Linked DNA regions of Homo sapiens: region 2 is linked to region 1. The links are chromatin contacts, found by Hi-C or POLR2A ChIA-PET in ENCODE. All regions are on one chromosome and are shown on one strand. Each heading gives the region's core, a stretch centred on a gene start or an enhancer-like site at or near the end of the contact. The rest is flanking DNA. Distances are from core to core; before and after follow the strand shown. Region 1 has its middle 140 kb from the start of FGFR2. Region 2 holds the start of FGFR2 (fibroblast growth factor receptor 2).

The links. A loop is a pair of places that touch in the nucleus more often than their neighbours do. ChIA-PET counts read pairs that join two places held with the same protein, here RNA polymerase II (POLR2A). Pooled maps may share reads with other maps.
Region 2: a map of ascending aorta shows a loop between it and region 1 (8-fold over the local background). The contact joins the promoter of FGFR2 here to the enhancer-like site in region 1. A Hi-C loop is called at or near these places in 8 of 168 maps with a recorded cell type or tissue (aorta, ascending aorta, ovary and 4 more), 6 of 37 single-sample maps with no recorded cell type and 10 of 50 pooled maps. POLR2A ChIA-PET finds 5 or more read pairs at or near these places in 1 of 52 experiments (MCF 10A).

The regions. Positions count from the first base shown.
Region 1 is chr10:121,458,515-121,462,650 of GRCh38, reverse strand. No RefSeq gene overlaps it. Among named protein-coding and RNA genes, the nearest start is that of FGFR2, 140 kb to the left of the region's middle. RefSeq lists an enhancer at 2,856-3,845. Within about 2 kb of position 1,795, at least 4 of the 41 ENCODE cell types and tissues checked have a DNase peak (open chromatin) inside an H3K27ac peak, as active enhancers do; they include ascending aorta and tibial artery, where a contact is called at or near this core.
Region 2 is chr10:121,596,877-121,601,012 of GRCh38, reverse strand. It overlaps FGFR2 (fibroblast growth factor receptor 2), which reads left to right and starts at 2,569. Exons shown (of 18, transcript NM_000141.5): 1 at 2,569-3,051. RefSeq lists enhancers at 3,363-4,098, 4,099-4,136.

The DNA.
Region 1 (4,136 bases), core at 546-3,045:
CCAGTCTCTCCCATCCAGGCCACCCTTTACCCTGCTACCAACCCATTATAGTCCTAAAAAAGTCGTATTTCATCCCATCCCATTCTCTTGCTTAAAAACTTCTGTTGGCTCCTGCGGCTTGCAGATAAAGTCCAAAGTCTGCAGCATCATGTTCTAACCACCTTACCAGGGCCTGATATACGCCACTCCCTCCTCAGGAAACTTATGCTCCTGTTGCTCTGAAACCATCGCTCCGTGGACTTGCAGGCCCTTTCGTGACACAAGCATTCTGTTCTCTATATCTAGAGTGGCTTCCCTCAGACAGTTTTCATTGGCAAACTCATTCAAGGCCCAGGTCTAACATCATGTCCCTTGGAAGGCCTTCCTGGTCACTTCCAGATAGAGTCAGCACTTTATTCAAATCTCAGTGACAGCATATATCATGATGTATTGTGGTTTATCTTTCTTTGGGTCTTATCTTCTCCTAGACTATGAACACTGTGAAGGCAAATTTTCAGATCTTTATTGCTATGAATTTCTGTCCCCTAATACGGTGACTCAACGCCAGAGGATGCTTCATTAATGTCTGACGAATTCAATAATGCCTGAATAATCATACCTAATATTTATAAAGGGCTTGTCACGCACCGGGCGGTATTTCAAGTGCTTTACATATTTTAATTTTTACAACCACGTTTGTAGTATAAGCACGCTTAGAATTTGATTTGCTCCCGAGAAAACAGAGGCACAGAAAGGTAATGTGAGTTATCCAAGGTCACATAGCCTGGACTGAATTCAGGCCATCTGAGCACAGAGCCTGCTGGTGGCTGAATCCTCACATTATTCTGTTTCCCAGTAAATGAGTCCCAAGTGCCCAGATAATTTATGGGTAGATTTGAGGCAAGAGTCATAGTAGGGCCTTAAACTCAAGATCCATTCCTGGCCCTGAGTTTTGCATCTCAGACTATGGACCAAAAACTAGATGTCTGTGGTCTTCATCTCCTCGGCTCGTAGGTCTGGGTGATCCACAGGGAGCTTGGGTAGGAAGGTTGATAAACTGCTGGTCTGCCTTTCTGAGCAAATCATTTATAACATGAAATCCTGATCTGAACAAACCCCTAATAGGGAAGGTCAAGGCGTCAGAGGAAAAGGAAGGGACACATTAGCCCCTTCATCATCATCATTGTCATCATCATCATCATCATCTCATCACTTTCATTACCTGGGAGTTGCTTTGAGGTCAGAAATAGACTTCACGCAAGAATGAGTTATAGTTGTCTGTACATTTGCTACAGAGCACAGGGATATAGATGAATGACACGGTGTTGCTGAAGTTCCCTCAGGAACACCACTCAGGAGAACCCAGGTAATTACCTCCTTCCTAGAAGATTTGGTTGGAATTCATCTGCCTGGAACGGTTTAGGTACTACCTTCCCTGGAGACAGGGACCTGAACTAGGTCTCTTCCCAAATTCCTTTCACAGGAGCGTAAGTTCAGCAAACAACACCCAGAGTTGACATCTCAAACAGAGGGTCTACGTGGAAATTGGCCAGGCTTGCTAGAGACAGGGCCTGGAGGAGCGAGCCTCACCTGGCTCAGGTGCCGCTCTGCCACTGAGACAGGCACTTGCTGCTTGTCTCTCTAGCATAATTCCTCCCTTACTCTTTCCTAATCCAGACTCCCTGTTTTGGTGATTCAACTGGTTAGGGGGAAGCTGATTCATCTCCTGGCTCCAGGGATGGAGCCAGTACCTGGGCCAGGCCAATGACCAGGCTCTGGCCTGGTCGGAAATGGGCATGTACCCTAAGTCAGTCCAATCAGAGGACTTTTTCCTGGGGATACAGGACAATGAGTGAGACTGTTCCCCATGGAATGTACCCCTGGATCCTATAGCCCTGAAGGCTTGTTAGAAATGCAAATTCTTAGTTCTTGCCCCAGATCCTCTGAATCAGAATTTCTGTGCCAGGGCCCAGGAAACGAGCTTTCCAGATGATTCTGATGAGCACTCAAGTTTGAGAACCAATTCTCTCTTCAGTTTACAGATAAAAAACAGGTGCAAAGACTTGCCCAAAGCCACACAGCTGGGGAGAGCCACTGCAGGGCTAGAACTTGGCTTTGCTTCCACCCACACCCTCTAAGAGCCATCTCTTTGTTTTCATTACATTGTAAAACTATTCCAATGACAGAAATCTCACCTTTTGAAGTTCCTCCCTTACCCAGGCCCTTTACTCCAGGCCTAAAAATAAACGACACGTGCTCTGAGGTTACACCGGGCGAAGCCTCCCTCTTACTCCCAGGCTCATGTGCCGTATCACAGGCTCCACGGAGGCTGCATTTAGGAGAATTTGGAGTCAGCGAGGACCACACAGTGTCTGCAGGGACAGGTCCATGTTTGGCCCAAGAACCAGGGCATACCAGGAGAAGGCTGGTTGCTATCATTCCTGGGGGCAAGCTGCTAGTCTCTCAGCTGGTTCCTGCTGATGGATCTGAACACTCAGTTTGGGTTGCCACCCCGAGGCTCTGCTCCATGCATATGTGAGGGTAGGTTTGTTTTTTTTTGGGGGGGGAGGTGTGTGGGGGGACACAGCTGGTTCCTGGCCAGAGCCGTGGCTCCAGTCTGAAAGTCCAGGCATACCTAAGTCGTCTCCTGTGGCTCCCCAATGCCATATTAGGCTGCCCCCTCTGAAGGGTGGAATCTCTGACTCATCCTCCCTCCCCAACACCCCCTCACTCCTGCCAGTTTTGGCCAAGATTAGAATTCACTCAAATCTGTGGGTTCTAAGGTTTATGTGCTATTTCACTTTGGCAAATGACTCCTTCTTGTTTCAAGTTCGAAAAAAATCCCTTCCCGAAAGGGGCTTTGAAAGGCTTTTCTTGGCGACACAGTGTTTTGGGCAACCCAAAAGCAACGTGGTGATTTCAGTGCCCTGAGTCAGGAAGAAGCCGATTGCATTTCTCAATATATCCTGGGGTTAATGGATGAGAAGCAAGGAGGATTTCGAATCAGAAGGGCAACAGCAACACCCTCCTGCCATTCTTGAGCACACCGCAGGTTTCCAGTGCTGAGCTAGGCACTCTCTGCAGTTTATTAACCCACACCAGTTGTTACCCAGTCCCAACAGGTATGCAAACTTTTTCCCATTTTAAAGGTGAGGAAACTGAGATTCGGAGACATCCCGAGCCTAAGGCTGAGCGGCTGAGAAGTGAGTGAGATGGGAGCTTGGGTCCTGCCCGTGGCTATGCCCCGTGGTGGGCCTGGTTCTTGGGAAGAGGCACGGGGTGTGCTCTGCTACCCCAAGGTGACTGGAGGTGTGTGTTCTTTACACCACCACACCCTGGGATTTGGAAGATGAATCAGTCAGGGCTTTTTGTTGTGGGTAACAGGATAGGAAGTTGAAAATGAGGGGGCAGCTTGAGAATCAGAGAGAAAGCAGGAGAGGAGCGGGGCACAAAGGATGAGAGCCCAGGAGCTCTGAGGGTTTCTTGGCAGAGCTGATGGAAGGTCTCTGACAGTGCTGGTCATGGAACAGAGGCCTCAGCCATGTCCCCTGCTGTTGTCTCTCTGCTCACGATCCCGATTCCAGGGAGAGCAGGTGCAGTGGGCTCTGCTGGGGTCTGGCGCCCATCTCCTGTCTTTGGGAGGGCAGGTGTCTTGAATGACGATCCCATCAGACTGTATCAAAGTGGGAAAGAGGCCATTCCCCAGGAAGAAATCAGGATGTTGTTACTAACAGAAAGAGGGAGGAGAATGGGTGTTGTGTTGAGTGGCCAGAAAGCCTGAAATGTGCATGATACCGGGTGTTGGGTGGAAAAGCTAGAAGTTCTCCCATCCTCTGGCTGTGGGGTGAGACTTTCCTCTCTCTTACATCTAAGAACCAGAGATGCATTTGTAATTGCAGCAGACCTGAAGACATTGCTCTGTTGTAGACTGACTGGTCATTCTGAAAGGTGGCTTTGAGTGACGGGCCAGTTGTGATAACGAGGCTGATAAATGAAAACCGCATAGAGCTGGGGCCTCTCCTTCAGAATATAGCCCCTCACCACCCACCCCAGGCTTAGGATCCTGGCCTCTGCAGTTCCCAGCTTTGCTAATCTGCAGCCTGTGGGATCCGCAGGGCCAGCCATGGGGAGCTATTCTCACCAATTATGACAACTCC
Region 2 (4,136 bases), core at 1,320-3,819, 140 kb before region 1:
GAGTTCTGGTGTCCTCATTTTTCTTCCTTCCCATTGATGTATCATTACTAGAGTGAAAAAAGAAGGGCGTCTCGAGGGCTTTTGAAAAAAAAAAAGGGTGACTACTCAAGACATTTTGTAAAGGGGGGAAAATTGCGAAGAAAAGAGACCTCAGTAGGGGGTGGAGGAACTGTGAATGTGTCCTTGTCTGGCGGTTCTTTCAGCTGAAACCTGGTGCTGGCGTTCGCAGTTCAGTTCAAACTGTCACCTTTAGTTCTTACTGGCTTTTCTGCCCTTGCCCCAGAACCTCAACAGATTGGGGCTTATTTACCTATTCACACTCCGCCGTGGAAGCTCATTAATAGGCTTTATTAGCAACACCATTCATGGGAGGCCATTGACGAAAGGGGTTCCAGCCACTTGAAGAGGGAAGAGAAAAGAAAAAACTGTAAAGAGATTATTTTCTCATTCAGAAGCCTCAGTGGTGTGAAGGTTTTCCTGGATGGTCTGAGGTCACTTGAAGACTAAATATGGGGACATAATTGATTTTTTAAAAATAATTCTAAACATACTTCCCCCCCCTCCTCAAAACTGAAGAGTTTCCTGTTGTGGTCTTGTGGGTTTCAGTCCCTTATATATGAGCCCTCTTTAGGGAATAAGGAGCTTTTGATAGATTGGTGTCTTTTCATTTCTATAAAAAATACATTCTGCAAACTGTGCCTGGACATGAAAGTAGGTGTTCTTATTTGTCATTTTCAGCGGAAAGCTTCCTTTCCATTCAACATGCATAAAGCTATTGATGAATGGGGGATAGGGACAGCGGCTTCCTGCACCATTAATTTATGTGAGAATGTGTTAACAGCATTTTCAATGGCTGATGGATGCGGTGTAGGATGGGAAAGGAACTGTCCTGAGACACTCGAGTTTCCCATTGGTGGGGAATATAAAGATGTAAGTGGCAACCTGCGAGCAGGCAGACACGTTCAGCTGCATCCCTTTTCTGAGAACTTGAAAACATACTGCTATCAGAACAACCCGTGTGGGAGTGAATGGCTAAGTGTCAACCTGGGCTGAGGTGTCCGTTAATGTATAGGCTCTGGGGCTAATCCAGGTTAGAGGACTTGACCAAAAACATACCCTCCCACCAAGCATATAGAGGGATAATTTTGCTTAAGAACCAGTTTTTATTTTGTTGCTATCAAATTTCCAAAATACAATGTTATAGCCTTTTGCCTGAGGCAGTTAAATGGATTTCTTACTTGTGTGGCTTTTAAATAACTTGCATAAACGTTTTCTGTGCTATATTTGTGAATAAAAATGATTTTCTAATCATGTAGCACCTTGAAAAATATTTTTGTAAATGTTATGAAGGGTGCAATGTTAGTGACACAGGTGCAAATATGTTTCTAAATCCAGGAAAAGTCTGTTTTCCAAGTCAGGTTTGTTCTCAATGCTTCATCTATCTTCAGGCCTCAAAAGGATTCTAAAGCATTTCTGGGTTTAGTGACCTTTTCTAAAGAAAAATAATTAAGGTTTTAATCTATATGGTCTTGAACTTAAGCACGGCTGCTCAGGAGCTGGATGAATAAGGAGGGAGAAAAAGCATATTTAAAATAAATTATTCCGAAGACACGGCTTAGTGAAAAGGTAAATGGACATAGGAACTTTAACCAGTTACAGCTTGGTGTGCAGTTGAAGAATCAGATTTTGCATTTATGATTTTTAATCTAAGATTCAGAGGGAGGAATTACTTTGTTCAAGGTCTATTTATGGTAGAGTTGTCTTTAGACTCCTTTGAATTTCTTTTTATTAATCCAAACATATATTATTAAACACTTTTTTTTTTTGATGCAATTTTGGCTTTTTCTGAGAGAGCCACATTCAAAGTCAGGCTGTCCTAGTAGCCAGCTGTGTGGTCCTAGGCAAATTACTTAACCTCTCTGATCCTGTTTCCTTATCAGAAACTGGGAATAGTACTCTGCAGGGTGGTTGGGCAGATGAAATAGAATCACCTATGTAGTGTGACCCTCCCATAGTAGGGCCTCCATTAATATTCAGTTTTTTCCTCTCATTTCTATTGTTTAGAAGGACAGAAACATGCAATGTCCTGCGAACATTTCCAAGTGGCTTCCTCTCCTCCAAAAGCTTCAGCTGCCTGGCAACCCTCCCCGCAGTATCAAGCAGGCGCATTTTAAAGTCTCTTTAGCGGGAGGGCAGGGTTAGAGCCTTCGGTCATTTGTTTTCTAACTTGACATAAAACAACGTAACGCAGTCGCTCAGCGAGCCGTTGGCCAGCCTCGCTCGCCCGGGGAGGAGGGAGGAGGTGGCGCGGGGCGCGGGACCAGGCCTTATTCGGAGGCTGTCGCTGCATCCCTACGGCCGCATCGCGGCCGAGCCCTCGCCTCCCGGGCCGGTGTCTCCGGCTGCTCGGAGGCGTCGGGAGCCGCGCGGGACTCGGGGCGGCCCGGGCGCGCGGCGCTGATTGGCAGAGAGGGCGCCGCCGTCCAGGAAACGGCTCGGGTTTCAGTGGGGGCGTGACCCGCCGCGAGGAGGCGGGGGCGGCGGCGGCGGCGCGGGCGGCGGCTGGAGGAGAGCGCGGTGGAGAGCCGAGCGGGCGGGCGGCGGGTGCGGAGCGGGCGAGGGAGCGCGCGCGGCCGCCACAAAGCTCGGGCGCCGCGGGGCTGCATGCGGCGTACCTGGCCCGGCGCGGCGACTGCTCTCCGGGCTGGCGGGGGCCGGCCGCGAGCCCCGGGGGCCCCGAGGCCGCAGCTTGCCTGCGCGCTCTGAGCCTTCGCAACTCGCGAGCAAAGTTTGGTGGAGGCAACGCCAAGCCTGAGTCCTTTCTTCCTCTCGTTCCCCAAATCCGAGGGCAGCCCGCGGGCGTCATGCCCGCGCTCCTCCGCAGCCTGGGGTACGCGTGAAGCCCGGGAGGCTTGGCGCCGGCGAAGACCCAAGGACCACTCTTCTGCGTTTGGAGTTGCTCCCCGCAACCCCGGGCTCGTCGCTTTCTCCATCCCGACCCACGCGGGGCGCGGGGACAACACAGGTCGCGGAGGAGCGTTGCCATTCAAGGTAATCGCCGCGCAAGACGCCTCGGGGAGCTTCGCCAGCCGGGGACGTGGGCGCCACGGGAGCCCGGGACGCCGGGTGCACCGTCCTCCGGGCGGGGGGCGCGGAAGGACTAGCATTGTGGAGGACGCTCCGTGTCCTCCCTCTGTGGCTGCATAGGTGATGGGGGAGGTGGGTGCGTGCTGACGGCCGGCGTTCTGGAAGTTCTGCCTCTGCTACCCCCATCCAGATGCTGACATCTGCTTCTGGCGTTGACGCCCCCCTCCCTGTCAAACCCTGGCGGGCGCATTCCCGCTGACTGGGCGCGTTTCTCCGACCCCAGAGCAGACGGGCGGAAGGTTCGCCTGCCCGTGGCACAGCCCCGCAGGCCGGTTCCCGGGGTCATCTCCGAGGTGCCCCATCCGTGTGTCCTGGGAACTTCCGTACCATCCAGGCCCTGCGGAGACCCCTTTTTCGGGAGGGGGCCGCTGGGGTGGGGCCGGTGACATCCCGTAGGGGTGGCGATGGCCAGGGGTGGCACTGCTGGGGAGGCGACGGCTCCGGTGCCTGGGCGCCCCTCGCCCGCAGCCGCCGTCGGCGCTGGAGGGAGCGCAGTGCGCCTGGGGCTAGGGGGCGAACTGGACCGACTTTTTCTAGTTCGCCTGCCTGCTCTGCCGCAGCGGCTGGGAGATGTCGAAAGCGCAGGCGAGTTCTAACTTGCGCGCTCATTTTTTTCGGCCACGGGGCCGCGCTGGGGAAAAAAGCCGAGGGCCCTGCGTGGCGCTGGCTCCGACCCTCGCGGACCACGGACCTGGCGCAGGAGGCCCGCTCGGGGACCACCAGCCTCCGTCGCTCTCCTCGCACCCCGCTCCCTTGCAGACCGTTCTCCAGACCCTCCTTCCTTTCTCCCAATTCAATAAAACCTACCCTTAAAGGCAAACCTGCTTTCAAACTCAGGGCACCCATTATGTGTTTGGTGTGAAACGCTATCAACATTTAAAACTCCATTGTCTCCCTGGTCCCAAATCCCTGTAAATCTTCCACCGGGCTCGACTCATTTTCATCTGAAAAGCCTGTTTAGTTTGAATAGAAAAGCAATCAGGCGCCCC